Linked DNA regions of Mus musculus: region 1 is linked to region 2. Evidence: chromatin loops called from intact Hi-C (ENCODE). Cell type or tissue: left cerebral cortex. All regions are shown on one strand.

What was found. A loop is a pair of places that touch in the nucleus more often than their neighbours do. Peaks named below come from ENCODE experiments on the same cell type or tissue, not always from the same donor. Only the 100,000 strongest peaks of a DNase experiment are listed, where the experiment ranks them.
Region 1: it touches region 2 in a loop (3-fold over the local background); 2 of 42 quality-filtered maps call a loop at or near these places.

The regions. Positions count from the first base shown.
Region 1 is chr5:139,095,431-139,103,430 of GRCm38, reverse strand. The region is part of intron 4 of Prkar1b (protein kinase, cAMP dependent regulatory, type I beta); the gene reads left to right. Among named protein-coding and RNA genes, the nearest start is that of Prkar1b, 30 kb to the left of the region's middle. In left cerebral cortex, no CTCF peak of the experiment used is centred here; DNase peaks (open chromatin) are centred at 3,554 and 4,329; H3K27ac peaks cover 1,582 bases.
Region 2 is chr5:138,844,152-138,852,151 of GRCm38, reverse strand. No RefSeq gene overlaps it. Among named protein-coding and RNA genes, the nearest start is that of Gm30206, 23 kb to the right of the region's middle. In left cerebral cortex, a CTCF peak has its summit at 3,871 (motif pointing left); a DNase peak (open chromatin) is centred at 3,880.

The DNA of each region.
Region 1 (8,000 bases), 250 kb before region 2:
TTCATGGGCACCTCTATGGCTCCCTTCTGTTCCTTAGATAGAAAGTCACCTATTTAAAAAAAAAAAAAAAAAAAGCCGGGCGTGGTGGCACACGCCTTTAATCCCAGCACTTGGGAGGCAGAGGCAGGCGGATTTCTGAGTTTGAGGCCAGCCTGGTCTACAAAGTGAGTTCCAGGACAGCCAGGGCTACACAGAGAAACCCTGTCTCGAAAAAACAAACAAACAAACAAAAAAGAAAGTCACCTATCCCATGGTGGATTGCCACATAGACAGGCTGTCTCCTACCCCTCTTCTTCTTCCTCCTCTTCTCCTTTTTTCTTCTTTTTGTGTATGTATAGGGACATATTCTTATGCATGTGCAAGTACATGTGTGAACATGCCTGTGTGGGTGTGTGCCTGTAAAGGTCAAAGGGTAGTTTAGGGTACCATCCTCAGGCACTATCTACCTTGTTTTTCTGAGACAGGATCTTTCACTGGTCTAAAACTCACCAAGCAGTCTAAGCTGGACAGCCAGGGAGCCCGAGGGTCCATTCTGTCTGCCTCCACAGGACTAATTACAAGTGTGTAATTAAATTTAAATTTCATTTTTATTATTTTAGAATTTCACACGTGGGTATCCTATAGTTACATCACTTACACACCCTCTTTTCCTCCTCCAACTCATCCCTTCCCTAGTGCCCTCTAGGATTGATGAGTGCCTCTTCTGTATTTATCTTACACATGTGTGTGTGTGCACATGTGCATGTGAACACACACACACACTTACAGTCCATTTAGCATTGCTCATAGGTACATATGCTTAGGGCTGTCCATGTGGGATTGGATAACCTATCAGGGGGCTCATCCCCAGGGAAGACTGATGCTCCCCCTCTTACCAGCCATCTACTGTGGCTCTCCATCAAGGAGTGGGGCCTCGTGGACTTGTCAGTATTCCTGTGTGAACCCAGGCATTGCTATGGGGTCTGGGATTCGAACTTAGGTCCTTGTGCTTGCACATTAAGCACTTTATCTGCCGAACAATCTCCCTAGCCCCTTTCTGCCTTTGTGAGACATGGTCTCATTATGCAGCTCAGGTAAGCCTTGGGCTTGGTATCTTCCTGCCTCAGCTTCCTGATGGCTGAGATAGTAGGTAGGGCTACGACACCTGGCCTAACTTACCCTTTGTGGGCATGCTGTGGGTACGTGGCTGATTTCAGCTGGGCTGGTCTTGCCAGCCCTGCTCTCTGTCATATAAATATAGGCAGTAAGTCCTGCTGTGTCTGATCACTGATAATGCTCTGGAATTGTGGGATCTCCAGCCAAGTGACCATGAAGTGGAGGAAGCAGATAGCTAACCTAAATGACATTTCTTTGCAAGGCTGTCCTGGGAAGCAAGGGTTCACGCATGGCGTGTGTGTCTGCTTCAGGCCTATTGTTTTCCACAGAGGAAAACTCACTTTTCATATGTACACAGTACACTCTGATTCCTGGCCAGGGAGCTGGCTCAGGAAGTGGTCCTGAGGGAACAGGCAGGGAGGCTTCATCTCTGATCTCTCACGTGCTGCTCTGTGCAGCTTCCAGAACTGCCTTCCCCGTTCCCTGTGTTCTCGAAGCCAGGCTCAGCAGCTCTGGCTTGATGCGGTTTGGCAGGAGCAGAGTTCCAAGACTTTAGGCTTTGAGCCCTAGCCCTGGGTTCCTCTCTCCTGACAGGGGTGAAAAGAAGCGAGCAACAGCCGCCCTTCCCTGTGGGGTCTGCTTGCAGCGTGAGCGCACCTCCTTTCCTGATGGCCTCTCTGTGCAGATTAGGACAAGCTCATTGTCAGGGGATGAGCAATTTTGTTCTTGTCAGTTTATCTTGGACTTTTCCTAAGACACTTGCTTGGAAAGGAGAAAGATGATGTTGAGATAAATCCTTTTATTTAGAAGAGGATGATGGGACTCTGGAGATGGCTCAGTTACTAAAGCGCTTCTGAGTTCAATCCCTAGAATCCACATAAAATAGGTGGGTGTGGTGGCACATGCTCCTAATTCCAGCAGAGGAAGGTAGACACAGGCACATCTCTGGGCAGCTGGCTAGCCTAGCCTAATTGGTCAGCCCTAAGCCAGACAGAAAACAAGATGGACAGAAGCTGAGGAACAGCAGCTGAAGTCACTGTGGGCCTCCATACACATGCGTAGAGCTATGTCCCCATACATACGCATCTGTGCGCACACACACAAGTTCATGCTTAGCTGATAAGATCTGAGACAGTCAGTTGTGTTCCTAGTCGGCACCTATTGAAGGCTCTCTGGGCTTTTGCCCAAGGTTTGAACTTGTGGCTTCAGTTTCCTTTCTTGTCCTCTGCCGAAGGCAACAACACACATCAGAAGCAGAGCCAGCATCCTAGCCTGTCGTGTCTCCATGATGACAGGTCATGTCATCTTCTCTCTACCACCTGCATAGGGATGAGAACACTGAGCATTCTGGATATGTGCAGCCAAGAGAGCTGGCTCCTGCTGCTGGGAGCATCCTCAGAACACTCAGTATGTGGGGGTCCTTGTGTCCTGAGGTGACTTCCATGTGCCCTGGTGGGTGATGGGGTCCTGAGCTAGATAATGGTGCAAGCACACTTGTGTATATGATCACTTAGATACAACTTCGGGTGTGTTAAAATGTCTTTGGAGAGAGTTGTGTACATTGTGACTGTGATGACATTCTCTGGGCTTCAATGTCAAGTGAGGGTAAGAAGACCTACTATACAGCAAAGCCCATATGTGTATGATTGTTAGAGTCATCACCATCAGCATTAGTATCACCATCTCTCCATTGCACTCCATTAATACGGTCCTCACCATCATCCCACCATCACCATCATCCCCACCATCCCCTTCATCCCCTTCATCCCCACCATCTCCTTCATTCCCCACCATCCCCTTCATTCCCCATTACCATTGCCAGCATCAGCACAGTTACCAGCACCACCATCTCTAAATTTGTAAATTATAATTAAGTGAATCTATGTAAGTATGGGCATGGGTACATGAGAGTGCCTGTGGAAGTCGGAGTCATTGGATCCTCGTAAGCTGGAGTCAGAGGCAATTGTGAGCCCCACAACATGGGTTTGGGGAGTAGAACTCTTGTCCTCTGTAAGAGCAGTGTTTGTTCTTTTTTGTTGCTGTGTTGTTTTTTTTTTTTTTGAAACAGGGTTTCTTTGTATAGCCCTCCCTGTCCTGGAATTAGCTCTATAGATCAGACTCAGAGATCTGCCTGCCTCTTTTAACATACCAAGTGCTGAGATTAAAGGTGTGCACCACTGTGCCTGGCTTCAGTATTTACCCTTAACAGCTAAGCCATCATCTCTCCAGCCCCATCGTTGCCACTGTCACTTGTCACCATAATTGCCATCATCATGACACTTCCATCTATTCTTCCCTCTGTCCTTTGGCTGGGTGGCCAGGCAGCAACTATCAGTGGGCTTCTCCCTATCTCTTCTCTTCATTCCTCAGAGACTGGACCTGCTGCCAAATGCACTTGCACACAGTCCCCCACTGTGACTCAGCACTTAGGAAGTGCCAGTGTCACCATGAGACCACTTCAGGAGAGCCTCAGTTAGTTGGCAGGCTGCTGTGGACTTTGAGACACCCACGCTCAGAAGGAAGGTCTCCAGAGGCTGTTCTATACAAAAGAGCTCCCCAGGGCCCAGTCTAGGGAAGGCTTTTGTCCCTGGTTCTGGAACTAGCATCAAGTGTCCAAGTTGGGGGTTGAACCAGGTTGTCACTTCCCCACCACCTGCCCCTTCATGACCCCTCTGTGCAGAGTCAACATGCTCTTGGCAAGTACCCCAGGTGGCAGCAAGTATGCCCTTCTGGTTAGTGTCTCCATCAGAGGCCAGCAGGCCCTCACCCCTCCCACTGAAGCAGGGCAGTTACTGCTTGGCTAGAGTCCCAGCATCCTCAAAATACAGCTCCCAGGGCACTCAGAAGCCCTGGGATGCTCTGGGAAGGAGGTGGAGACTCTTGGGGCTCCATCCTTTTCCTTCCCAGGTGTTTGATGGGTGCCCCAAGAGGGCGCATGACTGAGCCCTAGGGGCCAAGCAGTGTGGTAATTAGGAAGCATTGCGTGTTTGCGGCATGTGTTGGGCCCTCGGCTGGGGGCCTCATTACCTGAGCCAACAGAAGGGCTGCCAGGTGCATCACCCAGTAGCTGGGTTCTCTGCTGCTCTAATTAAAATCTCCCGGCCTCTGGCCTGAGCCTGGCTCCCACAGCTGTCTCCTGTTATCTGTGTGGTCTCACTTCCTCCCACCCGCCTATCTCTGCAGCTTGTTTTTGCACAAATTGGCTCTGGGCCTCAGGTGATGGGAAAAACACGCTGTCTGCCGAGTCATATGCAGCCAGGGGAGCTGGCTCCCGCTGCTGGGCGCATTCTCGGCCCCCTTCCTTCTCTCCAGCCTGGCAAGGGCTTTGAGGCTCTGTGCTTCCCTTCCAGGCAGTGTTGAAAAACAAAATTAGCATTTTTGTAAAAATACGAAGCCTCATTTTGAAGAGAAGCTTAATGGCCTACAGAATCAGATTCGGTTTTCTTCTTCATGAAGTCAGGTTTGCCCTGGGCTAAGGTTAGCGAGTCTTTGGCTGTATCCAGGGACTTGGATAAGAAATGGAATCTGAAGTTGGAAACTTGCCTTAATGATACTAGCTCCATGTTCTATCATCTTTTCTCTCTCTCTCTCTTCCATTCTCCCTCCCTGCCTCCCTTCCTTCCTTTTTTTCTTATTTGGAAGCACGGGGAATTGAACCTAGGGCCTTGTACATGTTAGATGAGTACTCTACTGCTGAGCCATACTCTGGCCTCTCACTGGGGGATTCTAGGCAGGTGTGAGGAATATAACTTTTCCTTGTTTAATTTTAATTTTGAGACAAGTTCTTGCCAAGTACGGGAGGTAGGCTCTGTAGTCTGTTGGCAGACTTAAGCTTTCCATTCTGCTGTCCCAGATAGCTGGGCTGAGAGGCCTGAACCCCATGGCCCTGTAAAGGGTGTTCATTATCTTGAAGGGCCTCCTAGCATCTCTCCTGAGGCTGGACTGTTCATGTTACAGAGGTTAAGCAGGCTACCTTAGGTTGCCTGTATGAACAGTTATAGCCTTTTGAAGAGAACAGTAGTTTTCCTCATGTCTAGACTTTTCTAGCAAGTGGGTCTTATGGAGGTGGTGGGTAGAATGCCCTGCAACCACAAGGTAGTGCCACTGTTGTTGGAGAATGTTTCTGAAAAGGATCCTAGAGCTGCATTCGCCCAGAGTATGGCAGTGATCCAGTGTAGCACTCAGGTGCTCTTCCTGACTGTGGCCATCCATGTTTGTGTGGCTCTTGCCTGTGACCTTGTCTGGTCAGGAGAGCTAATATTAACTGGCAGGATCTAGAATCACTAGGGGGCAGATCCCTGTCTGTGATGGAGTAGATTAGGTTAACCGAGGTGGGGAGATCCACCCTGAATGTGGGTAGAATCATCCCATGGGCTGAGGTCCTGGACTGAACAAAGAGGGCAGTGAACATCTGGAGTCATCTCTCTCTGCTTCCTGGTGGCACCTTGTTGTGTGATCTTTCTGGATATCACAAGCAAATATCTACTGTTCTAAGATAGGCTACCAATGGCAGAGCTAAGACACAATTACATCAAAGTCCAACTTTGTGGACCAATGAATTTATTGGGGTTACTTACGGGAGTGTAGGTGGTGAGTTACTTACAGGGGCAGGTGATAGGTATTCTCTGGTGACAAAATGAGCCAATTCAAGCGGAATTAAAGTATAAAGACAGGTTTATTAGGGGGCAGTTCTTGGGCAGGTTCACTGACCTCACCAGAGGAGGTCAGTGAAGTCAGTGTGCAGACAAGGAGACAGAAAAGTGGGGAGTAGGGAGCAGAGAGAAAAGAGAGAGCCAAAATGTCTGGATTATATAGTGAAGTGCCTCTGGATAAGAGGAAGCCCAGTCCTGGGCTGCAGACTTCAGTGTAGAGGGCAGGGTATGCTGGGAGAATCTGGAGACCAGGTCTGCCTTGATGTGTTAAAGAGGCACCTCAGCCTCTTGTCCCACGTCTGAATTCCCTTTGAGGGACCATTTAAAGGCAGGTGCATCATGGAAAGCCCATCCCAGCATGTATGACAGCTGTTCAAACTTGCAACTCTGGAGCTCTCCAAATAACTTGCAGGCAGCTAGACAGAAGAGTCAGTCTCTTCCCTCCCCAGCAAGCTTTATTACTTAAAGCAACTCGCTCCTCCAAGGTTTTCTTAATCTTGTAAATTTCAGGGACTTTCTGAGACTTATAAGTTGTTTAGTTTCTGAGTCTTCAAAAACCTCACTCCAGGATGCAAGTGTTTCAGAATGCAATGTGACCCCTGCCTCACACTTCTGTGGATATGCCTTCCATATCATGATGGTCCATAGACATGTGAGCCAAAAATAGACCCTTCCATTCTTAAGTTCCCTTGTCAAGTATTCTGTTACAGCAACAAGAAAGTTACCAGTACAGTGCTTAATGTCTTTTAAATTTCTAGAATTCCATAGGGTGCCAAGAGTCCCTCTCTGAGCAACTCATCTTCTTAGGTGAGTGAGCAGTATTGTAAGGGGTAAAAAGGCTCTGTTCTCTCAGCACTTGTGTGAAGGGGCAGGAGATGGGCTTTTCTTCGGAAAGAACCTCTGCAAGACTCTGAGGCAGCTCACATAGGTCCAAGGGTTTCCTCTTTGCAGCTCAGCAGGTCCAGGCCCTTCGGCTATAGGTTTTTGTAAGATGTTCTCTGGTAGTGTGCTGGACCATTGTAGCCCTTTTCAACCTCCTGGTGATTTGGTCCCAGAAGAGAGGCCCTGGTTCTTCTAGGTACCCTAGGTTTTCCCTTGTCTCTGTCCATTAGCTCCAATGTGTAAAAATATTCCACTTAGGTCCAGTGGCTTGTTAGGGATGCACTAGTGGGCTATGGATGAGGGAGACTATAAGGAAAGCCCAAGCAAGGGGTCAGCAGTTTGGGCTTGGTGTGTCTTACCTCTAGAGGATCCCATGCCACAAGTGGCTTCTTCACATTCATGTGGATGACCCACTCCCACCTCCATTTGTTAGGGAGGGAAACAGGAGGCTTCATGGCTTCTTTAGAGCTGAAATCAGACTTTCTGTGGGTCCTAGATACCTGACAGCTCCCTGGGCCAGCATCCTAGGACATTTCCTGTCCCCCTGGCTAGGCTGGCCACTGTTGGGTGAGCTGCTGGTGCATTACTGCCTCTTCCACTGATAGCATAGTCCCCACATAGGACACAGAGAGCTGGCATCCCTTTGCCTATGGACCCAAAGCTTGTGACAAACCTAGAGTCTTTAGGGACCCTGGATCAATGGTTTCATGGACTCATCCATGTGGCATCTTGGATATAACTGTCCCCTTCACTCCCAAATTTGTTATGTGTGACCAAACACATCCGAACCTTCGTCTGCTCACACCAGATGGGGAGCTCACAACAGACCAGAGTAGACTGTACAAAAGTCAACTCGGTGAACCAATGAATCTTTATTGGAGTTACCAACAGGAGTACGGGTGAGAGGTCGCTTACACGAGCAGGGCTGACTCAGAAGCAGCTGTATCACTGACAAGTTCAACCCAGCCTTGGAGACACTCACAAACACAGCAACCATGGAGCCCTCTGAAAGATCTGCAGGCAGCTCAATGGGTCCAGGAATCTCCTTCTGGCAGCCTCCCCCATCCCCCTCCCCGTAACCTCTCCCTCCACCAGTGTCATCCCTCTGCAATTATTTACTTTGTCTACAAAGCTGGGGAGGGGCCTTGAGAATCTTGGAAATTCCCACTTTTCCCACACTTGTGTTTTGTTTACCTCTGGAGTCTCAGGAGCCACCCCTCCCCCACCTCTGAAGGAAACTGCTAGAATTTCAAGTGTGAAGACTCAGTCTAGGGGTGGGGGTAGAGGTACAGGGCAGATTCTCACCAGGAGGAAAGCCTTCTGATCAGAGGAGGAGTTCCTAGCAGGAGCGGAGGTGCTGGGCAGTACAGA
Region 2 (8,000 bases):
AGTGAGCTTCACCCTCAGGAGCCTCAGGTCAAACACCACCACCATGAAAGAAAAGAGAGAAGGGAAAAATTAAGGCCAAACATGGTGCTGGTGCTGGCGGGGGAATTACATATCATTCCTTAAATATATCACAGTATTTTAGTCAATGAAGTCACCAAGATTTGAGGTAGAGTCAAGTTAATGGAGGGATTAGAGTTATGGAGACTGGGGCTAGGGAGGCAGGGGTCATGGACGCTGGGGTCAGGAAGGCAGGAGTCGGGGAGGCTGATGTAGGGAAGGCAGGGTTTGAGGGAGCTGGGCTCAAGAAGGCTGGGATTAGGAAGGTAGGGGGCCAGGACTCTGGAGTCATGGAGGCAGGGCTAATTGAAGTTGGTCTCCTTGTGAGCTGGATAGAACTAGTTCCGCTAGCTTACTGGCCTCCTCACTCATTTGCCTTCTCCTTGAGAATCTTCTCAAGCTCTTGGCCAGAGCAGGGTGATAGCTTCCTGTGAGTTCTGAGTTCACTGGAAGCCACACTACTTACCAGGTCAGTTGGCACCTATTCTGGAAACAATGCCAATATCACTCAAACAAAGACAAACACCCTGTGTAAAGTTAGGGCACAGATAGCTGGGAGCCTTCTTTCTGACTGTTACGGCTAATGGAAGGCTTCCAGAGAGTCGCTGTGTACTGGGAAGGGCCGGAGTACCACCCACAGCAATGGCTTTTTGCTCAACACTCCTGTTTAATGTGGAAGTCTCACAGGCTTTTAATGCAGGTAAGCTGTAACTGCAGATGGACTGATACTCCCGGAATGGTGAGCTCATTTGACTTAAACACAGGATGCCAGGCTGGGCCAACAAAAGTTCATCATGTGGAGTTAGAGCACTCATGGCCTGTGGCTTTCTGGGATCTGGCCATTTCCTCCCCTCCTGCACACAAAGGGGTAAAAGGGGAATAAAGGAGAAGAGATAGAGACACTGGGAACTCTGGGTCTCAGCTGTCTGTGCTGGGACCATGTGTGACAATTGGCTGGTGTATGAGTTCTACCAAGAACAGGGGGGGCCAAGAACAGGAGAGAGAGCAGACTCTCTCCTCGCAGCCAGTCTTGCTTTGGGGGTTCCCCGAGGACTTGGCTATCAGTGTCAACTAAGTGTTGGGCACGATGCTAAGTGGGCTGGTTATGTCAGGCGGTCAGTGCCTGCATCACTGATGCCCATGATGAGGGCACTCCTCAGGTAGGATGGCAGAGGGAAATGTGGTCGAGCCAACTCCTTGAACAAGGAGAGGATACCCTACACACATAAGGCTGTAGGGCCCTAAGCAGGGTAGGTTTTGGTATCAGTGGCCCAAAGATCCCATTCTGGCCCTGATTTCTTTTTATCCCCGCCTTCTGCCTAGCTGGCCTCGTTCCAAATCAAGCTGTCCCCCAGGTACACACAAAAGAGCTGCTGTAGTTCCAGGTTTCATATCGAAGTACCACCCCGCCCAGGAAGGAGAGTTTGATCGGTTCCAACTGTTCACACAGAGAATCACAATGGGGCCCCTGAGGTCAGGTGCCTACCCTTCAGTGCACACATGGGGCTGGGGAGAAAAAGATGTGCCAGGTTACAGGGGAGGGATGTGAACTGTGGGTGCTGGGTACATATGGTGACCTCTGCCACCCAAAGGTCATATATGAGTATGACCTTTTAATAAAAAGCTCCATCCTTTGGGCTTATTTCACAGACAGGAACTTAGAAAGTTTAGGGTAAGAGGAAATTTGGGCTGGCCAGTGCAGTAGAGTTTGCCTGAGACCAGAGTCTGGAAGGGGTGTGGGAAGACCGGGGTGCTCACCAGAAGCTCCATTCAAGACATGTAGAGAACACGCCAGACACCTGAGGGGTGTGTCTTAGCGGACTCACCCAGACCAAGAAGTTTCGAAAGGCTGAAATGGGCGGATTGATTGTATCCGCTGGCTTCCGGGATCTCCCAGGCTCCTGTAGCCATTTACAGAAAGTCAATGCCACCAGAATGATTCATGTTCTTAGGAGCATGTATGAATCGTCTCTGGTGGAACCCCGCTGACTGTCATCTGGGGACAGAAGGTCACATCACACCTAAGCTCAACAGGGCATCCCTGCCTCCTCCTCCTCTGCTGGCGGTCAGAGGATTTACTGGCTTCCTCATTGCCCCACTAAGTTCAACAAAACCTCTGAATGTCAGTCGCATGCCGCTTCCTTTTTATCACTCACCTGGTCCTTAGGTGGGTCCAAGCTCTGGAGTAGTGGCTGGGGAGCCTGGCAGGATGCCAAGGAAGGGCTTGCAGGTGTTCTGGCCCTGCCGTGCTGTTCTAGACAGCCCGAGTGAGCGAGCGAGCGAGCGAGCGGCTGCCTTCTGGCGACTCACTACTCAGCTGCTCACACAGACTTCACGATCATCTCCCATATCCGGCTTCAGGCTAAATCATTCTCACTACAGTGTGAGTGGCTGTGGATGGCTTTCCACGGTACCTCTCAGCCTCTCCGTTGGCATCACTTTAAGTGTTGTCCCTTTCTCCCCTCCCCCTCCACTCATCTGTGGACGTGACCTGAAGCAGCTCTTCTCGGGTTCAAAGTTCCTTCAGTATTTCTGTTTTCAAGGAAATTCTACATTCAGTGTCAGAGTACATTTGCGTGTTAGCATCAGACAGCATGGAAGTGGCTTCCCTCAGAGGGACCTGGTTTACTCTAGGGCCGTGTGTCTCATCCTATGGGTTACAACCCCTCTGGGGGTTGAACAAGGGTCAGATCATCAAAAAGCACGAATATTTCCACTGAGATTCATAACAGCAGCAAAGCTGCAGTTATTAAATAGCAACAACAATAATTTTATGGTTGGAGGGTCACCACAACATGAGGTACTGTACTAAAGGGTTGCAACGTTAGGAAGGTTGAGAACCACAAGTCTAGGGACAGATCCGTTCTGCTTTTCCAAACCCTGTGGCTCTCTTAGAGATGCCGTAGTGCACTACATCAGCAGGAGAGGCAGGGACTCAGGGACCCTTCGCTCTCTCCCAGGCCCTCAGGTCCCAGTTAGTAGGGAGTGCCTCAAGGCAAGCAGAGAGTGAGTCCAGAGGCTGCTCTGAGCTCCAACCTGGGTCAGAGACCCTAAGTGAGCTTCAGAGAGGCACAATAAGATGTAAGGGTAAATAAAGAGAGGTAAAGAAGCTGGCGGCAAGGGTCTGAGCCTGCCATTCACAGCCTCCATACTCCCCTGGGCAAGCCCTTCTAGAAAGCAAGGGAAGTTATGGGATGAGGTCTTTAGAAACTTTGCAAGGTCAAAGATACACCTGACCATGGATCCCACTGTGATTCTCTGTGTGAGAATGGAACAGATCAAACTCTCCTTCCTGGGCCAGAACCCAGTGGGTTATGTGTCAGTGTCCATAAGGTCTTTGGGAGGTCATCTGGCCTTGGGGTCAGAGTTCCTAGGCCAAGTGTCAAGGGGCGCTAACTTTACGGTGAATACTCACTTTGCCTACAGTAGCCACACTTTCAGGTTGGAAACTCGGGTGGATATTACAAGCTTTGACCCTATTGGCGTTTCATGAGAGGCTATCTCATCCCACTCAAAGGCTATCTGCCATGTTCCTTCCGGATCTCCACTACCTGTGTTCCCACAAGACTGTTTGTTTGCCCTAACTCCCAGGCTTGCTGAAAGAGGCCTTATGAGTAAAGCAGGCGGGCTTGTGGGTCCACCCTGGTGTGAAGAGCCATTCCTCCTCCCCCTCCCCTCCACTATCATCTCATCCTTACTGACCCCAGATCGGGCGGGTGGCTTAGGATGTATGTCCCAAGGGGCTTGTTTTGTAAGAGTGGCCTTGCCATTGCAGCTGGAGCTGCCTGGGCCTGGTTTATGGGTAGCCCTCTGCTGCCACCTGGTGTCCATTGTCTGCCACGCACCCTTTCTACTGGACTTTGGCGTTGCAGATGTGCGCATGCTCCTGGCTGTTGCACGAGGAGTCCCTGGGGTGGGGTTACATGTGTTAAGTGTGTGTGTGTGTGTGTGTGTGTGTGTGTGTGTGTGTGTGTGTGTGTGTGTGTGTGTGTGTATTTTGAGGAGGATATTGGCACCCCTAAAGTCCTGCTGGTACTGGGCCTGACATCCACTCATGAACAGTGCTTTTTAACTGGGCACACCGCAAATTGGCAGAAGCAGCGCTGCACCTGGAGGTTCCAACCCCTTGATAGCAATGGGGGAAAGTGAGTCCCCACGCCTCCTCCTCTGTCCGTGGCCGTGGCCTTAGTGACTTTTTCGGTGGTCTGGCCCCCCATGGAGCGCATCAGTTCCGCTGAGAGCTGTAAAGGATGGAGGCCTGCTTGTGGGTGGAGTTGCATTCTCCTGGGGAGGAAGCCAGTGCAGAAAGTGTGCAGTAATGAATGCCCTCGCTCGAATCCTATGATTTAAGGCCACAGCGCTTCCTCACTGGGAAGTATAGTTCAAAAGAAATTACAGGGTGTGGGACTTGGGATGCTCTTCTGTGATCCTCCGAGAAAGGAGGATGGGGAGTTTCAGGCCAGCCTGAGCTACATAGTGTGACCCAGTCTTAAGAAAAATAACAAACAAACAAACAAACAAACAAATAACAAACAGAGGTTGGTGTTGTAGCTCAGTTGGTAATGTATCTTACTTAGCATGCAGGAGGCCCCGGAGCCTGGAGTCTGAGCACTGGGATTGTGGAAACAGGAGAATAAGAAGCTCAAGGCAAGAAGCTCAAGGCTATCTCCAGCTACTTAGCAAGTTTGAAGGCATCCTGGGCTACATATGAGCCAATCTCAAACAAAACAAAACAAACAATCAAAACAAAGACAAAAAGCAGATCAGTATCTGGGGAGAGGGGGGCAGGAATACAAATTTCTGTGAGGCTAAACTGGTCTGTATAGCAAGTTCTAGGCCAGACAGAGCTATATAGTGAGACCCCGTCTTTTAAAAAGTTAATCAGTTAAAAATTAAGTGAGAAGACACAAGATGCCTTTGCTGCCCTGCATGTTGGGTGACTTGAAGATCAGGCAACATCAAGGCCCTGGAGTCGGAACCCTCAGCCTTGGCATAGAACAGAGAGAAGGAGAGAGAAGAGGTGAACGCCCGGGACCTAGAGGGGAAGAGCTGCAGAAATGGGCTTTTATTTTAAGCACCTGGTGAGAAATTTTTATTAAGGGGAAGGCATGGGGCATGACCAAGTTCAAAGGTCCCCTGGCAGCAAGAAGGTTGGTGGGAGGGGGGAACACGTAACAGGTGCATGGCCTTGATGCACTCTGGGGTGAAAGGCTCAGGAGAAGCTGGAAGTGGCTTTAGAGTTCACCATAAAGGCTGGGGATTTGCAGGGAGTGGGAGCCAATGAGGCTCAGGGCCAACTGCCAGGTTTGAGCTGGAATCACCCACAGGTGTGATGGGATCCCGGCCAGGACGCTGTTTAAATGGCCCTGTTTTTGAGCTTGGTGTTACATTCTTCACATTATCTCAGTTACTGAGCATAAAAACCCAGGGCAAGGCGGCCCTTATCTGCTCTGGTGGCACGCTACCAGCTGTGTGAGTAAGGCTTTATTGCCCCTGTTCAAGGCACAAGGAAGCTGGCTGGGAGGTGACAGGGTTGCTGTTTTGGCAGCAGCCAAGGGCAACAGCAGTGACTTCATCTCAGGTCACACAGCACAAGTGTCGGGTGTGCGCAGTTTCAGTATTCAGATGCAACTCCCTTGATGGACGCTCACCAATTTCAAAGCATACAGTCCCACGGTGTTCGGTGTATTGATGGTGCTACACAGCCATTCCCACAACATTCACACAGCTTCTCTCCCCCAAAGAAACTAAGGGGCTAAGCAGGTAGCCCAGTCAGAAAAGCATCCTGCATAAACACAAGGACCTGAGTTCAGGTCCCAGGATATGTGTAAAGGCTTGCATGGTGGCACATGCTTGGGATCCCAGCTCAGGGAAGCAGAGGAAGGAAGATGTGGAGCTGCTCTGTGCAGCCAGCCAGCTCAGCTCAATCAGTGAGCTCTAAATTCAGTGAAAGACCCTGTCTCAAAAACTAAGGTGGTCAGTATCCTGACCACACACATGCTCGCGCACGCGCACACGCACGCACGCGCACACGCACTCACACAAACACACACGTGCATACACATGCATACACAGGAAACCATGTACCTTTTAGCAGTTACCCAGCTCCTGATGGCCACTGAGCCTATGGCTTTTAGCTCTCTGGCTACATCACATATATAGCCTACCCAGTGTGTGGACTTTTGTACCCACCGAATGTCCTCAAGGCCCATGGAACATTTCTGTCTTGTGAAGGAGTGGCAGTCCAAAGTGTGGCGTGGTGTGCCATTTTCGTATCCTGTCATCTGTCGATGGGTGCTGAGTGGTCCCTACATTTGAACTCTTACGATGCTGCTCTGAACATTCATGGGGAAGCTCCTAGTTTTAATTCCTAGCAAGTGGGGGCTGGAGAGATGGCTCAGTGGTTAAGAGCACTGACTGCTCTTCCAGAGGTCCTGAGTTCAAATCCCAGCAACCACATGGTGGCTCACAGCCATAGGTAATGAGATCTGATGTCCTCTTCTGGTGTGTCAGAAGACAGCTACAGTGTACTTATATATAATAAAGAAGCAAATCTTTAAACCAACAACAAAAAATGCCTAGCGAGTGTGTGAGAGTATGAATGGGGGGAATTGTATATACGGGGCTCGTATTTGGAAATCAGAGTACAGACTGGGGTATCCTCAGGATATCTTCCACCTTTTGTTCAAGACTGAGTCTCTCACTGGCCTTGAACTTCACCAAGTAGGCCACACTAGCTATCCTTCAAGCTTCTGTGTAGTCTCCTGCCTCCATCTCCCATCCTGCTGAGCAGTGATTATAAGTATGTGTCACAGTATCCAGATTCTACATGAGTTTTGGGTATTCAAATTCAAGTCCCTGTGCCATCTGGACAGCTCATGTTTCCAATTCGTTGGGTACACCCCGAGCGGCTAAGTTATCAGAGAATTTAGGTTAGCTTTTTCAGAAAATGCAAACATGTTTTTCAAGGCAGTGATTTCAATGCATACCCATCAACAGGGTAGGATGCTCTCAATTTGACCACACCCTCACCAGCCCTGTTTTGCCCATTTGTTTCTGTTGTGGGAGAGCAGGGCATGCTCATAGGAGACAACTTGTAGAAGTCCATTCTTTCCATCACGCTGTTCCCAGGGATCGAACTCATTGTCAGCCTTGGTAGCAAGTGCCTTCACCCACTACGCTGTCTCCCTGACCCAGTTGTCTCTTGTCCCTAGAGAATGTGAGGTAGTGTCTCTTGCTGGCTTTGATTTGTATTTTCTAGTAACCAGCATCCTGGAAAGTCCTCATGAACTTGTCGGTCATTTCTACATCTTCTTTGGAGACATTTGTAGTTGAGCCTTTTGCCTGTTTTTATTGATTTTTGCCTGTGGGGGGGGGCACAAGTGCATATGCCCATATGTGTATAAATGCATATGGAGGCCAGAGTGTTCTTCTTCATCTTGAGTGCCCTTCCTCGGGAGTCTTGCTTTTTGAGGCAGAATCTCTCATAAGACTGGAACTCGTGGACTGGGCTAGCCTGGCTGACCAGTGAGTCTAGGGACCCACTTGGCTCTTCCTCTCCAGTGTTGTGAATACAAGTGTGCACTACTGCACACTTGTTTGTTGTTGTTGTTTTGTTTTCACATGGGTTCTGGGAATTGAACTCAGGGCCTCATGCTTGCAGAGGAAACAATTACTACCCAAGCCAGGTCCTTTGCCTGTCCTGAGATGGATAATTTGTCTTCATTAGTTAGCTTTTTGGGTTACTGTGACAAAAAAAAAAAATCTGACAGAAGCAGCTGTAGGAAGGAGAGGTTCCTGGTGGCTCACACTTTCAGGGGACACAGGTTGTCTCTGTGGGGAAGGAGGGGCAACTTGGGTGGTGGGAGCCTGCAGCTTGGCCTGGACCATTCACAAGATGAGGAAGCAGAGGCTCACACCCAACCATTAGCAGCAGCCTGAGA